Linked DNA regions of Homo sapiens: regions 1 and 3 are each linked to region 2. A link is an interaction called in ENCODE POLR2A ChIA-PET data of the cell type or tissue named here. Cell type or tissue: OCI-LY7. All regions are shown on one strand.

Region 1 (5,000 bases), 76 kb before region 2:
AGGCATATGAAAAGGTTCTCAATATCACTGATCCTCAGAGAAATGGCAAATCAAAACTACAATGAAACATCATTTCACTCCAGTTAAAATGGCTTTTATGCAAGAGACAGGCAATAACAAATGCTTGCGAGGATATGGAGAAAAGGGAACCCTTGTACACTTTTGGTGTGAATGTAAATTAGTACAACCACTATGGAGAACAGTTTGGAAGTTCCACAGAAAACTAAATGTAGAGCTACCATATGATCCAGCAATTCTACTGCTAGGTATATGCCCAAAAGAAAGGAAATAATTATATCAAAGAGATATCTATATTCCCATGTTTACTGTAGCACTATTCATAGTAGCCAAGATTTGGGAGCAACCTAAGTATCCATCAACAGATGAATGGATAAAGAAAATGTAGTACTTATACACAATAGAATACTATTCATCCATTAAACAAAATGAGATCTTGTCATTTGCAACAACGTAGATGGAACTGGAGGTTACTGTGTTAAGTAAAATAAGCCAGGCACAGAAAGACAAATTTTGCATGTTCTTATTTATTTGTGGGAGCTATAAATTAAAACAAACTCATGGAGATAGAGAGTGAAAAGACGGTTACCAGATGCTGGGGTGGAGGATGAGCAGAAATGAAGATGGTTAATGGGTACAAAAAATAATTAGAATGAGTAAGATCTAGTATTTAATAGCACAACAGCGTGATGAGAGTCAACAATTTTTTTTTGTACATTTAAAAATAACTAAAAGAGTAGAACTGGATTGTTTGTAACACAAAGAAAGGACAAATGCTTGAGGTGATGGATACTCCATTTACCCTGATGTATTATACACTGCATGCCTGTATTAAAATTCTCATGTACCCCATAAATATATACACCTGCTATGTATCCACAAAAATTAAAAATTAAAAAAAATAAATGTAGTGAGATGAACAAACTAACTCTTTGCTAATATACAGCAAATTATTTTTAGATGCACACTGGTCACTTATAAGTCTTTGGATTATATGTTAAAATTATTTTCTATTTTCCTAATAGGAGTTAGTATTAATTACTTCATTGCATGAGTTTACATGCTGATTATATTAATTCTTTGTCAAAGTTTTCAATGGTCTATCTTCCACAATTTTTTCATTACTTTTCTGTTTAGAAAGTCCTATATTCAAAAATCATCAATTAACTATTAACTTTTATGATTTCTTTTCTTTTTAAAATTATTTATTTTTATATTTCATTCACCGTAATTCAAAATCCTAACCAAGGCCACTCTGTTTAAGATGTACCAAGTGGCCATTTGAGAGACAAACAAGTTCTACATACTTTTGTGATTTTTCATGAATGGAAAGAAGAGACTGTTTTAAATTCTGAAAATACATGTGTAGGAGGAAGGAAAAAAAGGGAAGAAAAAAACCTATGATTTTGTTAAAATAAAAGGTCAGATAGCAAAAGTAATTCAGCACAAACTCTGGATCATTTAGTCTTAGCAATCTTCTACTGTGAGGAGTTTTAGAACGTAACTCCATACTCACAAAGTAGAAGCTAGATTTTTTCAAACCAAGCAACTAGTTAGACAGAGGTAGAAACAAAACCCTTGGCTTCAAAATAATCCCAGAAATACTCTTCTCACCAAGCGAGTCTTATAGCATCTGATGTGTAAAAATCTTTTTTTTAAAGTAAAAATTATTCATTTCTTAACTGAAATGTTTTAAGGGTAAGAAGAAAAAATATAAAATAATTTAAAATAGGGGTAGTAAAACATTTTAAGTTGTTTCTATTTCTGTTCAGTATACTCTCGAGTTATTTTTACAAGAAGTTTTTTTAAGAATAAGATTTAAATTTATGAAAAATCAACACTACTATCAGATGACTTTCTGAAATCTCTGAAGGTAGCCTGTGTCTTTTTTTCTTTTTGCCTGTTAGTATATATTTCAATACCATTTACTGTTAAACAGGAAAAATTAATATTAATGACTTATATTAACTTAATAATAAATATATTCTTCATTAAGGAAACATCTCAAAAATCTACTCCAACTTTCTTCTGATTCCCAAAATGTAAGCCCTTCCTTTGTACCTAGATTCAAGTCTATAAAATTGCTCCAAAATCACCAGGGCCATCAGAGGGTGCTTTCATCTGCAGATCTTCCATGCTCATGTCTCTGAGCCCAAATTACTGAGGGAAGTCATTATTTTCTTTCTCTTTCAAAAAAGACACCTGTACTACTAGTACTAACTTCCTGTATAATTACTGATGGGGGCATATAGCAACCCTTTAGAAACAAAACTACAAAAGGTAAGCTTGTCTTCTTGCATTTCCTTTCTCTTACTACATTTAACATGGGAGGTTTTCTATGTCTCACATTCAAATATTCTCACTCGGGCTGCCTAATTTTTCCCTGATTTTCCATCACTCTTTATGAAGGCTTGCTACTTTAGAATACACATTTTCTTAACAGAAGATAATAATCAGAAGATGTCTCCCAAATATAAGTCCAAATCTTTCCTATCATGCTGTGTTCTTTGGCTCTTTTGACTTTATTTGAAGTCAGCCTTGAAGGGGATAGAGATAGGCTGTATGAAGTCCACGCTGAGAAGTTTTGCCCTGCCCTACTTGTCCTGTAATATTTCATGGATAGCCCAGTGGTGATTAAACCTGTGTGTACAGGAATAACCATGAGAATTTGTTAAAAATATAGGCTCTGGGGCCCTTTCCCCAGATTTCAGGATTCCATAGCTAAGGCATGCTTTTGAATGACTGTGATACTGGCAGTCCACTGACTATATGTGATACAGCGATTACAAAAATGGCTACAATTCTCCACCTCTCCCTCTATCCATAACCATTGCATGTGACTTTGCGGTTCCTCCAAGAGGTGGAGACTATCTCCCTATCCCATGAATCTGAGCTGGTCTTGTTACCTGCTTCAGTAACAGTATACAGAATACAGTGGAACTGACATTGTGCCAGCATAAGACTTGTTTATTTCTGCACTCTCCTGTAAACCTTATGCTGTGGCCTGGTGAATAAGCCCAGGCTAGCCTGCTGGCTGAGGAATGAGGCATGGCGTAACACCACCATTAGTCAGGCAGGCATGTAGAAGAAGCCATCTTAGAGCAGCCAGACCCCAGCAGACCAGCGCAGACACCTTAGCTCGCTAGCCAAAATCAGCTAAGCCCAGCCCAGCTGCTTCACATACTCATGAGCAAGAACAAATGTTTACTGTTTTAATCCACGAGTTTCAGGGTGATTCTTAACACAGTGATAGATTACTGATACATCATCACAGTTCTGAAACTCTTCACCTGAGAAATACAGATTTATGCCTTCTTCTCCACCTTCATAATTTAGGCTTTCCTTTCTTGTTCAGGTTACTGCAATATAGTCTTCCAACTTGTCTCCCGCTTGTTGTCATTCCCCACCTCCATGCACACTGTTGCTACTAAGACTATATTCCTTAAAGTCAGAAATTATATTGTCATAATTTATGTACTCTCATCACCTAGCATAATGCTTGGTACCTGATTGGTGCTCAATCTTCTTCGCAGAATGACTGCTACTACCAGATTCTTTTAACAGAGCTCTGACCACATCAGTGTCCCATGCAGAGCTCTACTGGCATTTATACCACACACTAAATCCACTTTCCACTTGGTCTATTTAATTCTAGGACCCCTGCGATCCGGACCCAGCCTAGCTTCCCACTCTTCTTCCCTTTCTTCTCTTATTGTCCATTCAAAAGTGAGGGCTGGCAGAACATGACCCTAACTTCTATGCTGATATTCAGACTTCTGCAGAGAATGCCCGTCCACAGCTCTTCAAGTTCTACACATTCTTGAAGGTCCAACTCAAATGCTATCTCCTCTGTGAAAATCTGATAGTTCTAGGTATGAAAAAGCTCACCATCTTCTCCCTACGTCTAACACTTAGCTTGAGCCTCTCTTAGTCACCTGATGCTAGGGTTACCTGTGTGGTATCACATCTAGTAGGCATATGCCCAAACACAGATTGTTAACTTTTTGAGGGTAGTTTCCAACTTTTACCACTCAGTGTTCCCTATTGTACCTACCATTGTACATGAAACATAAAACTTTAACAAATGCCCTTTAAATGAACAGTTGATTTTTAGTCGCTACTCAAACAATAAAAACAGTAATACCCAAACTCATAATCCAAACCTAGAACAAACATGGCAAAATATATACAGTGTTTTTTCAGATATCGGTTTATAAAAGAATCTCCTGGAAAGCCTGTTCAAAACACAAATTTCTAGGCTCTACCCCCAGACAGATTGGTTCAGCAGAAGTCAAATCTGAGCTTGAATTCTTAGCCTATGTGATGCTGAGGGAGATTTGTCGGAGGTTTATGGGCAATATTTTGATACTTAGTGACACTGAGCCTTCTTTACAAATATGAATTCCAAAGAAAATCTCTCTTTTTTTTATCATGCATCTAAGAATTTTAAGTTTCTTGACTTTAATGCCAAAGCATCAAGTACAGCAGGACTATAAAAAGAACCACTTTAACAATACATACACAGTCTGGCACCTTATTAGCTTAGGTTGCTGGGAATATGGCATCACACCCCATTCTTTGTAATCACAATCTGCACACAGTTTTCATCTACATATCCTTTTTCTGAACTGTTTAAAATTTAATTTGCTACAAATAGCTCTTTTTCAGACTACCTTACCACATGAGGTATGCTTTAAAATAACTGAAGGGCGCAAGACTCCTACCTCGGTCCCAGAGGCTGGCTTGTAATGCTCTCTCGAGCTGTTCTTCTTCACTCAGTCCTGCTGTGTACGTGTCATAGTTCCTGGGTGCTTCTTCATAGTGATCTGGCCTGCCATGCGGATAATAATCCTGATATCCAGAGCTGCCTAAAGGCACAAGGAAAAGGTTCTAGAACACAGCTATGGACTGTTGTTTTATACTTCCTGTTTTGTATAAGCAAAGACAAGCGAGTAAGGCATAACATTATTTTAGGTATAATA
Region 2 (5,000 bases):
ACAAAATCAATGTGCAAAAATTGCTAGCATTCCTATACACCAACACCGGCAAGCAGAAAGCCAAATCATAAATGAACTCCCATTCACAACTGCTACAAAAAGAATAAAATACCTAGGAATACCGCCAACAAGGGAAGTGAAAGACCTCTTCAAGGAGAACTACAAACCACTGTTCAAAGAAATTAGAGAGGACACAAATGGAAAAACATTCCATGCTCATGAACAGAGAGAATCAATATCATGAAAACGGCCATACTGCCCAAAGTAATTTATAGATTTAATGCTATTCCCATTAAACTTTCATTGACATTGTTCGCAGATTTAGATAAAACTATTTTATGGAATCAAAAAGAGCCCAAGTAGCCAAAACAATTCTTAGCAAAAAGAACAAAGTTGGAGGCATCACACTACCAGACTTCAAACTATACTAAAAGGCTACAGTAACGAAAACAGCATGGTACTGGTACAAGAACAGATACATAGACAGATGGAACAAAATAGAGAACTCAGAAACGAGACCACACAACTACAACAACTTGATCTTTGACAAACCTGGCCAAAACAAGAAATAGAGAAAGGATTCCCTATTTAATAAATGGTGCTGGGAGAAATGGGTAGCCATATGCAGAAAACTGAAACTAGACCCCTTATATTACATACAAAAATTAACTCACAATGAATTAAAGACTTAAATGTCAAACCCAAAACTATAAAAATCCTAGAAGAAAATCTAGGTAATACCATTCAGGACATAGGTATGGGCAAAGATTTCATGATGAAAACACCAAAAGCAATTGCAACAAAAGCAAAAATTGACAAATGGGACCTGATTAAACTAAAGAGCTTCTGCACAGCAAAAGAGACTATCATTAGAGTGAACAGACAACCTACAGAATGGGAGAAAATTTTTACAGTCTATCCATCTGACAAAGGTTTAATATCCACAGTCTACAAGGAACTTAAATTTAGGAGAAAAAAACAACCCCATTAAAAAGTGGGCAAAGGACATGAACAGACACTTCTCAAAAGAAAACATACATGCAGCCATGAAACATATGAAAAAAAGCTCAACATCACTGATCATTAGAGAAATGCAAATCAAAACCACAATGAGATACTATCTCATGCCAGTCAGAATGGCTATTATTAAAAAGTCAAAAAACAACACATGCTGGCGAGGTTGCAGGGAAAACAGAATGCTACTACACTGTTGGTGGAAGTATAAGTTAGTTCAACCACTGTGTAAGACAGACTGGCGATTCCTCAAAGACCTAGAGGTAGAAATACCATTAGACCCAGCATTGCCATTACTGGGTATATACCCAAAGGAATAGAAATCATTCTATTATAAAGATACATGCATGCATATGTTAAATGTGGCACTATTCACAATAGCAAAAACATGGAATTGACCTAAATGCCCATCAATGATAGATGGATAAAGAAGATGTGGTACATATGAAATATTATGCAGCCACACAAAGGAATGAAATCATGTCCTTTGCAGGGACATGGATAAAGCTAGAAGCCATTATCCTCAGCAAACTGACATGGGAACAGAAAACCAAACACTGCATGTTCTCACTTATAACTGGGAGCTAAATGATGAGAACACATGGACACAGAGCAGGGAGCCACCACACACTGGGGCCTGTCAGGGAGGTGTGGTAGGCAGGGAGGAACAATAGCTAATGGATGTGGGGCTTAATACCTAGGTGACAGGATGATCTGTGCAGCAAACCACCATGGCACATGTTTACCTATGTAACAAACCTGCACATCCTACACACGTACCCTTGAACTTAAAAGCTGAAGAAAAAAAAATTAGCTGGGTGTGGTGGCACATGTCTGTAGTCCCAGCTACTAGGGAGGCTGAGGTGGGAGGATCAACTGAGCCCAGGAGGTCCCGGCTGCAGTGAGTCAAGATCACACCACTGCACTCCAATCTAGGTAACAGAGTGAGACTCTGTCTCAAAAAAAATAAATAAATGAATGAAAAATGAATACGCCTTGAAAGAAAAAAACAAGAAATTTCCTTCAATATGTTAGGATGAGGGCGACTACATGGGCAGTATGCACAAAATTCATTCCTAGGTTTGTTCAAATTTAGAATCACAACTGATTCATTGCAACACACATAATTGCAATATTGCTGGTATCAGTAATATATTTTTAAAAAACGTAGTGAAATTTTTTTCACAGTATTGCCCAAGAGACTTTTTACTTAAGAAAAAAAAAACCCAAATTATATGTAGTTGCCAAAACACACATACACACAAGTCCACACACACACCCCTATATATTATTTATAAAACTGAAGTCATTGTAAGTAACATTTATATTTATTTCATTCATTACTATCCTGATATTGTGACTTTGCATTAAAAATGCATAAGCAAGTTAACACCTGGAGAAACAGCTGTTGGTGTAATGACAACATTCCTAGAGCTAATGCCAGAAGATCTGGGGTCAAATATGGAGGCCATCATGTACTAGTATGTGGCCTTGGGCAAATCATACAACCAGTACTGTAGAGCTTCTGTTTCTTTATCCATAGATGGCAAAAAATTCCACTTACATTCTAGAATCACCATCAAGAATAAATGAAATAGGGTATTATGTTAAAGCGTGCAGTGCATCACCAAGGTTTTTCACTCTCCTTTCCTCTCCTTAATGAGATTTTCCTGCCCTTAGAGCTAGATTCTATTACTGTGTAATTATGAGGTGCATGTAACAATGTCCAAGAAACTAGATGGTAAATAACCCCAACATGCAAACCGGAATGCACACATTGTTAGTTGGCCATCACGTAGATCCCAAAGGTCTCTTGCCCATTATCTGTTGCTTCCCAGAAATTTGATAGATTTTCTTTCCTGAAACAGCCAAAGTTATCTATGGGCTTTGAAATATCACCATCATGATATTGCCACAAAGCAGCTGGTTGATTGAAAGTAACTCCCCCTCCCCCAAGCTCCAGCTGTCACCAGGAAACCCTCTTCAATGTGTGAAAAAGACAATGTAATATCACTAACTACCACTATTAGTAACAATCTAACAAATACTTAGCATTTGAAATTATTTTTCTTATGAAGGCTCATTATTAACTAAAAATTAACTCTAAAAAAACACTTTACTATATAAATATAGAGTAGTTGCTTCCATACAACAAAAAAATGATAGGGCTATAAACACAAGTAATACACTTCCTTTGACTCCTTGTTTCTTTTTCCCCGAGTCATTTGTAATCCTAAACAACAGTCAGTTAAAATGCCAAATAGCTTTTAATAGCGATACAGCTGTCACAACTTGGAGGGATTTTTTAAAAAGCTAATTCCTCAAAAAAGTGCACAGAATCCTACTTTGTAAAATACGGGTCAGGTGGGTTTTTTTTTTTCTCAATAATCACTCACTCCTCTGCATGAGAAGCCATCCATATGGTGACATGGCTGACAACCTTGGAAATTGTCTTCAGAACAAGTTTGTGAATCCCACTTACCAGAATTCTTAATACCATTACGTTTTAGGTATAGCTCATGCCCTGAGGATTTCTATTCCACCACAGAGTTTCACGTCCAGCTCCCCGGAATCCGAGGTTCCCTAGGCACGCCTCCTAATATCGCTGCCAAGGACCAAGAGCCTGTGCCCTTCAACCTCACTGTTCTTAAAGCTTCTCGGCTCCTGAGTTTTACAGGTAAGATTCTGTTTAAGAGGCTCCCTGTTGAAAAAAAATATGAGGTCCATTGCTTACGTGGCTATGACTGCAACATAAAAGGAAATCTACCTTTTAAAGAATCGCTTCCGTTTTTAATAGTTTTTTTAAAGAACATTTACATATACATGTACGTATCTAATTTTACATATATAGAAAATTTCCTTTTATACTTGGTCCCCACCCCCATATTCCAATATACTGACAAATAAAATTATGACCTAGTGTGAGTCAAGTATTTTCTGCACTCATACATTCATATACAATATAAACACACAGAAATACATGTAAGAGATTTTGTTATCCCTTATTAAAAAATGTAATGTAAAACTTTTCACTTTGCTATTAAGAATTCGTGTTTTAAAAAAATATTAGCAATTTCAGGGCTAACAGCATTTTCTCATCCTTTGATGCATACCTTCAACGAGGTCTCATTTCCTGTAACAGTGTCCCCTTCTCTAGCTGACTGTCCCCATTAACTAACAGAAGATACTTTATTACTCATCCCCTGACCTTTGGATGTTTACCTTGCTGTAAACATCCAAAACAATTTCTACAAGTTGCTCTGTTACAGTGATAAAACTGAAGATGGTGTTTTTTCACGTTAAAGTTTCAACTTTTTTCAAGTGTTTGTTTTTTCTCATTCACAATAATATGAAAGCTTTGACTCCATTTCAGCATTTTATGGTTAAAAAGAAAAGCAGTGCAGTTAGGTAATAAAATTACCTCATTTATAAAAATATTATAAAATGAATGGCATAAAGTTAGGTTTGAGACAACAAATACCTTTTTTCCCTTTGTCCGACACACAACATTTACTGAGCCTCTGTGCCTAAAACAAGGTGGACGTGTTTTATGCGTTATTTCATTTAATTCAATGGCCTGAAGTAGCACATCCTATGACTCCTACTTTACAGAAATTCAAGTGGGGAGGATGTTAATTTGTCTAATGTACACAATCACTAAGTAGCAGAGGCAAGATTCAGAGCAGGGCTTGTCTGACCTAAAACCACAGATAGCGATCTGCCTCTCCGATGAGGAGAACAAAAAAAAATATTTAATGCCTTCGAAAAATAAACATTTCATGATGGGGCAGTGCCAATTTGGTGGCAGAGCTAACGAAATTATTTCCAGAATAATCCATTCAAAGTGACTTATGTTTATCTGAAAACTCTCTCAATATCCAGGAGCCATGGTATAGCCTTGGGAGCAGCGTGCTCTCATCAAAACGACATGTGTAGGCCACGGTTTGGCACTGACCTTCTCAACATTGCAGTGAATGTAGCCTTTA
Region 3 (5,000 bases), 68 kb before region 2:
TCTGCAACACTAATAGAATATTTATAGAGACGTCACTGAATAGCATGGGATGCTTCAGCAATCCCTGCTTAGAGAAACTGCCCAATTCCCTATGAATGCCAATTATTTTACTGGAATACAAAAAGTATATTGGGTAATTTCCCACATGGCTCATTATCACTTTCAAACCCATGTGGAAAGCCATTCTGTTATGTAAGATCTACGCAGCATTTCTACCTATCCACCCCCAAAAATGCTCAGTTAATTCAAAAGCCAAAATAACCCAAGGTCTCTGAATATTTGCTCACCACATAGAAACTGTATATCTACCTAGAGTTTTAATTGCCAGATACACATGCGATGATTTGAGGCAACATTTTCTTGATGTAGAAAAACATTTTTATTCATGCTATTTCTTATTTTAAAATAATCTGGCAGTTCTTCAATGAAATAAAGTCAACAACTCTAAACATCTGAATATTATAAAAACAAATTTGGTACTTGTCAGACAAAATATGGGGAAAGAAAATGGGAAAGTTTTGGTGCCTTAAATCAGAAAGACCAGTGTGGCTAAACGTTCTATATCGTCAATCATAGATCATCAACAGGACCCAAAATCTCATCAGTATCTATTATAATGAGAACAGATCTCCTCCCGTAGGACCAAAAATTTTCTATGGATGTTTCACTGGCCCAATCAGATGTTTTAAAATCTTCATAATAAACATTCCTGGAAAAACCTAGCAATCAAACAATTAAGATAAATAAATTTAAATTATGTCCTGAGAGGAATACTAGTTTAATTTTTTTTTTTTAGTTATATACTTAGGCTCTGTAGTAAAAGAAAATCTGGTTGTCATTATTCTATTAACTACTCCATCTGTTCCTTATACACATACCAGGATTTCATGGCAAAGGAGATCAAGAAACACCACCAAGATTAGAAAAATTGGTAACAGCTTTTTAAATATTCATGCGGTTCTTTGACCTATAAAGACTTTTCCAGCTAAGGACAGCCATATTAAGAATAAATCATTACTTGTAAGATATACATATGCTCTCATAAAAGTTCCCTAGATGACCATTAGCATAGCCACCTGGCCTTAAGTAGCTCTGCCTTTGAAGAAATCCAATCACTTCAGAGAAAGGCATATAACTATAGTAATTTTACAGAGGTTAAAAGAGGTAAAAAGGGCTTTTTATTATTTTTGCCCTTAATTCTCTGGTCTGTGTGACTGTGCTTCTTCCACATAAGAAGGAAAGAAGCTGTTCTCTTCAGTCCTCTTTTTTAAAAAATAGAAAATAAATCGAGTGCAAAAGAGAGAGAAGACAGTAAGTAGAACTGCCCTATTTTGTAAGGTTAAATTGGCAGAGTGTCAATCTCATATCCTTACACAGTAGAAAAGGCAGGAGCTAGGAATAAGATTCTATTGGAACACACCTATACCCACTTGTTTACATATTGTCTCTGGCAGCTTTCATGCTACAAGGACAGGTTAGTTCCAGCAGAGATTATATGGCCAATAAAGCCCTTGATGCCTGAAATATTATCTGTCCGGTCCTTTAAAGAAAAGGCTGCTAGTCTCAGCTTTAAGCTATAGTGGTCCTCAATTAATATAAACAGAAACACATCTTAGTCCATTTGGGATGCTATAACAAACAGCCATAGACTGGCTGGCTTAAGCAATAGAAATTTGTCACAATCTGGAGGCTGGAAGCTTGCGATGCCAGTGTGGTCAGTTCTGGTGACGACCCTCTTCCAGGTTGCAGACTGCTGACTTCTTGTATCCTCATGTGGCAGTGAGGAAGCTAGAGAGCTCTCTGAGGTCGCTTTTATAGGGACATTAATCCCATTCATGAGGGCCCTACCCTCATGACCTAATTTTTTCCCCAAACTCCTACCCTACTAAAATCATCACATTAGGGGTTAGGGTTTCAACGTATGAATTTGGGGACGGGCACATTCAGTTCACTGCATTAAGACATGAGTGTTCCAATGGCCATGGCTAACACCTGGCTGCTGGGCCTGATCTAAAATACTACCGTGTAGCCACCCCAGACTGGAATGCAAAGGCTTTAGCCTAAAATAGGTCTTACGCTTTTAACAGGAAGTCTTTTCTATCTATTTACACAGATACTTAGAAAAATACATTCTTCCTCATTAAGTCACATGGCATTTGTTAGAGGCATGCCTATTTTAGCATCTGACGGTATGCAAGGGTTCCTGAATATACACAGGATGGGCCATGGAGAACTATACACCTAAAACCAACTTTTAACACTTTCCCAGCAGTAGAGTCTCAGACTGAGACTTAAAGAACCAAGGTCTAATATGAATCTTATCACACATGAGAGACCTCATACCAATCATACCATGTTTTCATGCCTGAGTTACCTCCTTCCCTGGCCTTCCCTACCAACCCCCACAAATATGCTCCCTAGGCTACCCTCCATCTAGCTTCCAGGTGTGTTAGAGGCACAGTTACACAACATGTGAATGACCCTACCACAGCAGAAACTAGTAGTATCCTAAAGTACTCTGTAGAGCTGAACACTATAATTTTAAAAATAAGTTAAAATTTATTAAATGAAATACAGTGCCTACCTGAACTATTAAAGTAGTATTGCCGTCCTGGGTAACCAACACTGGAGGAAAAACCGCCTAAACGTAAAAGAAATAAACATTTTAATGGCAGCCATAAAGCTTTAAATGCTAATTGTTCCAGTAATTAGAAAGTTCTCTGGACAAAGCCCAAGGTCATTTCAAATGATTTCTAAACACTTATTAAAATAAACTCCCTTTTGTTTGGGGGCCAGCCCTAACTGGAAAAGAGTGTGTGTGTGTCCCTACAGGGAAAAGAATGTGTGTGTGTGTGTGTGTGTGTGTGTGTGTGTGTGTGTAGTGGAAAATGAAACCCTAATTTACACTCACTGAAGTTCCTTAGTCTTTGCCTGCCAAAGTACCAAGCCTCGGCTTTGATGTCTCTGTACAAGCAGAGACACTCTGGCTAAATGGAGAACCTTCCTCAAAGAAGGTGTTAGGAGAGCCATCCTCCCTACCCTTCCTAGGGGACTTCACTCTTTCTTGTCCCTACAGAAGGCAGTAGGACTGTCTACTCAGTCAATTTGGCACGGCTGAATGAAATGAGAGAGGGAGGGCCAAGGGCCACACCCTCAGGGTGACCCTCCTCTTCCAGGAGGCATCAGACAGCAGCTTCCACATGCTGGGTCGTTTTCCATGGGGTTCCTGTGTCCTTCAATTCTCAGCTCACAGAAAAAAGGCCGAGTTCGCAGGCTATTTGCAAATTGCACTGAGTGTTCTAATTTTCCTATTTAATTTGCTATTGTATTTATTACTTTGAAAATGGAGTGGTGTAGAAATAAGTCACCACTTATTTTTTAAGGCTTTTAAAACTAAGAGTTTAAATATTATAATTAGGGGAAAATCCTCTTTAAAAATTAAACAAAGCACTTGCTTAAATTTCATAACATGTCTGCAAAAAGCTTTACTAACCGCTTCATCATGAGACACAGAAAAAAGAAACAAGACATTAAACTCCCGAGAATCATCTCTTTTATCAGTACTAATGAGTATTAAATTGTATTGAAAATACAATAAAACTGGACATTTTCAATAAATGAAGCTCCCACTGCCTCCTCTAAGTACGTACAGTGGAAACACATTAATAAGCAAACGTGGGAAAATGAGGATCTGCTTAAATGCAACACAGCCTGTAAAAATCAACCAAAAGTGAACACGACCTGCTAATAAAGGTGCCAGTGCAGTGCCTGGAAAGCTTTCTACTATCATGAATATTATATGGTTCTCAAGAATACCAGTCATCAGCACAAACTGTGAAACAAATTATTTATGGTTCAAGAAAAGGTAAAATAGTCTCAGAAGACTTCCCATGAATAAAAGATGAAATAGTGGAACTCAGTCTATAAAACAAGTGTTTGCAAACCAGTTTTCTTACAAGTCAAAATGAGAATCGCATTGAAAATTAAGAGGTCTAAAAAATACAAGTATTTCTAAATGAAATATTTTCATTGAGTATCAATTTGAAGGGAAAAACAAAATTAAAAAAAGCAGGAGCTAAGCTTCAAGCAATAACAGACTTGGTTTCGCCATGCATGAATATATGGCTCATCCACCAAGGACCCGGTCATCAGTCTGAATTCTTTAAAATACTGGCCATGCACTTCAGTCCAGGCTTTGTTTTCTTTTTCACCTTTGCCTTGCACGTATATTAATTCATGGACTATTATAGAAGAATGCATTATTTTAAAGGCACTTTAGTTCTCTGCATTCTTTAGGAAATCGTGGTTTTCTGCGGGTAGCATTAAGGTTGAGGGTATAAATATATACTGATATTTGTCCCCTAAGAAAGTATCAGATTCGAAATTTAAGTTTGCAGCCTCTTTTGTGGAGCAATGTAAGGAACTGCACTGGTTGTTTTACCTTTCGGTTTAAAAAGAAAAACAGGCATATTAGGGAATTCTTGAGCTGAACCACAGGGAAACTTGGGGTTGCTTCTGTTCACATTAAAATTAACATGAACTTCCAAGCTGTTGTCATGCCAAAGGTGTTTTATTCTGTACCTGCACATGCTTCCATGATTTTCTTCAGAGGCCCTTGAGTGTACATTAGTCCAACAAGAATCCCAGCCAGATGCCCAGCGAAGGAAGTCCTAGGAGGGAAGGAGACCCTTTGTGAGTGTTTGTTCTGCTGCTGATTAGAGACATTCTGTCTTCTCATTAGCCCAGTGCATGTCAAATAGTCACAGTCTGCAGGCTTTGTTCCACATCAAGTCTTTTATGCTAAGCAGCATTTAACTCAGTCCAAAGAACAACATCTCCTACCTTAAAAAAAAGTACAATGAATAACAACCACCACATGTTTAAAACGCAACACCCCTCCTTAACCAGGGGAAGTGGGTTGTCTCCTCCAGAGCAGTGGAAGCATTTGGTCAAGACAAGTCATTACATCGCTTTCCGTTTTTTTTCTGTACCTCTTATCA

The links. ChIA-PET counts read pairs that join two places held together with the same protein. Peaks named below come from ENCODE experiments on the same cell type or tissue, not always from the same donor. Only the 100,000 strongest peaks of a DNase experiment are listed, where the experiment ranks them.
Region 1: POLR2A ChIA-PET joins it to region 2 with 34 read pairs; 5 of 35 experiments call an interaction of 5 or more read pairs at or near these places.
Region 3: POLR2A ChIA-PET joins it to region 2 with 60 read pairs; 7 of 35 experiments call an interaction of 5 or more read pairs at or near these places.

Annotation. Positions count from the first base shown.
Region 1 is chr2:226,914,094-226,919,093 of GRCh38, reverse strand. It overlaps RHBDD1 (rhomboid domain containing 1), which reads right to left. Exons shown (of 9, transcript NM_001167608.3): 8 at 4,743-4,886. Among named protein-coding and RNA genes, the nearest start is that of RHBDD1, 81 kb to the right of the region's middle. In OCI-LY7, a CTCF peak has its summit at 2,125 (motif pointing right); a DNase peak (open chromatin) is centred at 2,213; H3K4me3 peaks cover 1,001 bases; H3K27ac peaks cover 2,307 bases.
Region 2 is chr2:226,838,124-226,843,123 of GRCh38, reverse strand. RHBDD1 (rhomboid domain containing 1) reads right to left here. Exons shown (of 9, transcript NM_001167608.3): 2 at 4,970-5,000; 3 at 3,497-3,715. Among named protein-coding and RNA genes, the nearest start is that of RHBDD1, 4.6 kb to the right of the region's middle. In OCI-LY7, no CTCF peak of the experiment used is centred here; DNase peaks (open chromatin) are centred at 2,963 and 3,763; H3K4me3 peaks cover 3,237 bases; H3K27ac peaks cover 3,201 bases.
Region 3 is chr2:226,906,463-226,911,462 of GRCh38, reverse strand. RHBDD1 (rhomboid domain containing 1) reads right to left here. Exons shown (of 9, transcript NM_001167608.3): 6 at 4,582-4,670; 7 at 2,585-2,641. Among named protein-coding and RNA genes, the nearest start is that of RHBDD1, 73 kb to the right of the region's middle. In OCI-LY7, no CTCF peak of the experiment used is centred here; DNase peaks (open chromatin) are centred at 2,102, 3,022, 3,692, 4,852 and 1 weaker place; H3K4me3 peaks cover 4,072 bases; H3K27ac peaks cover 4,127 bases.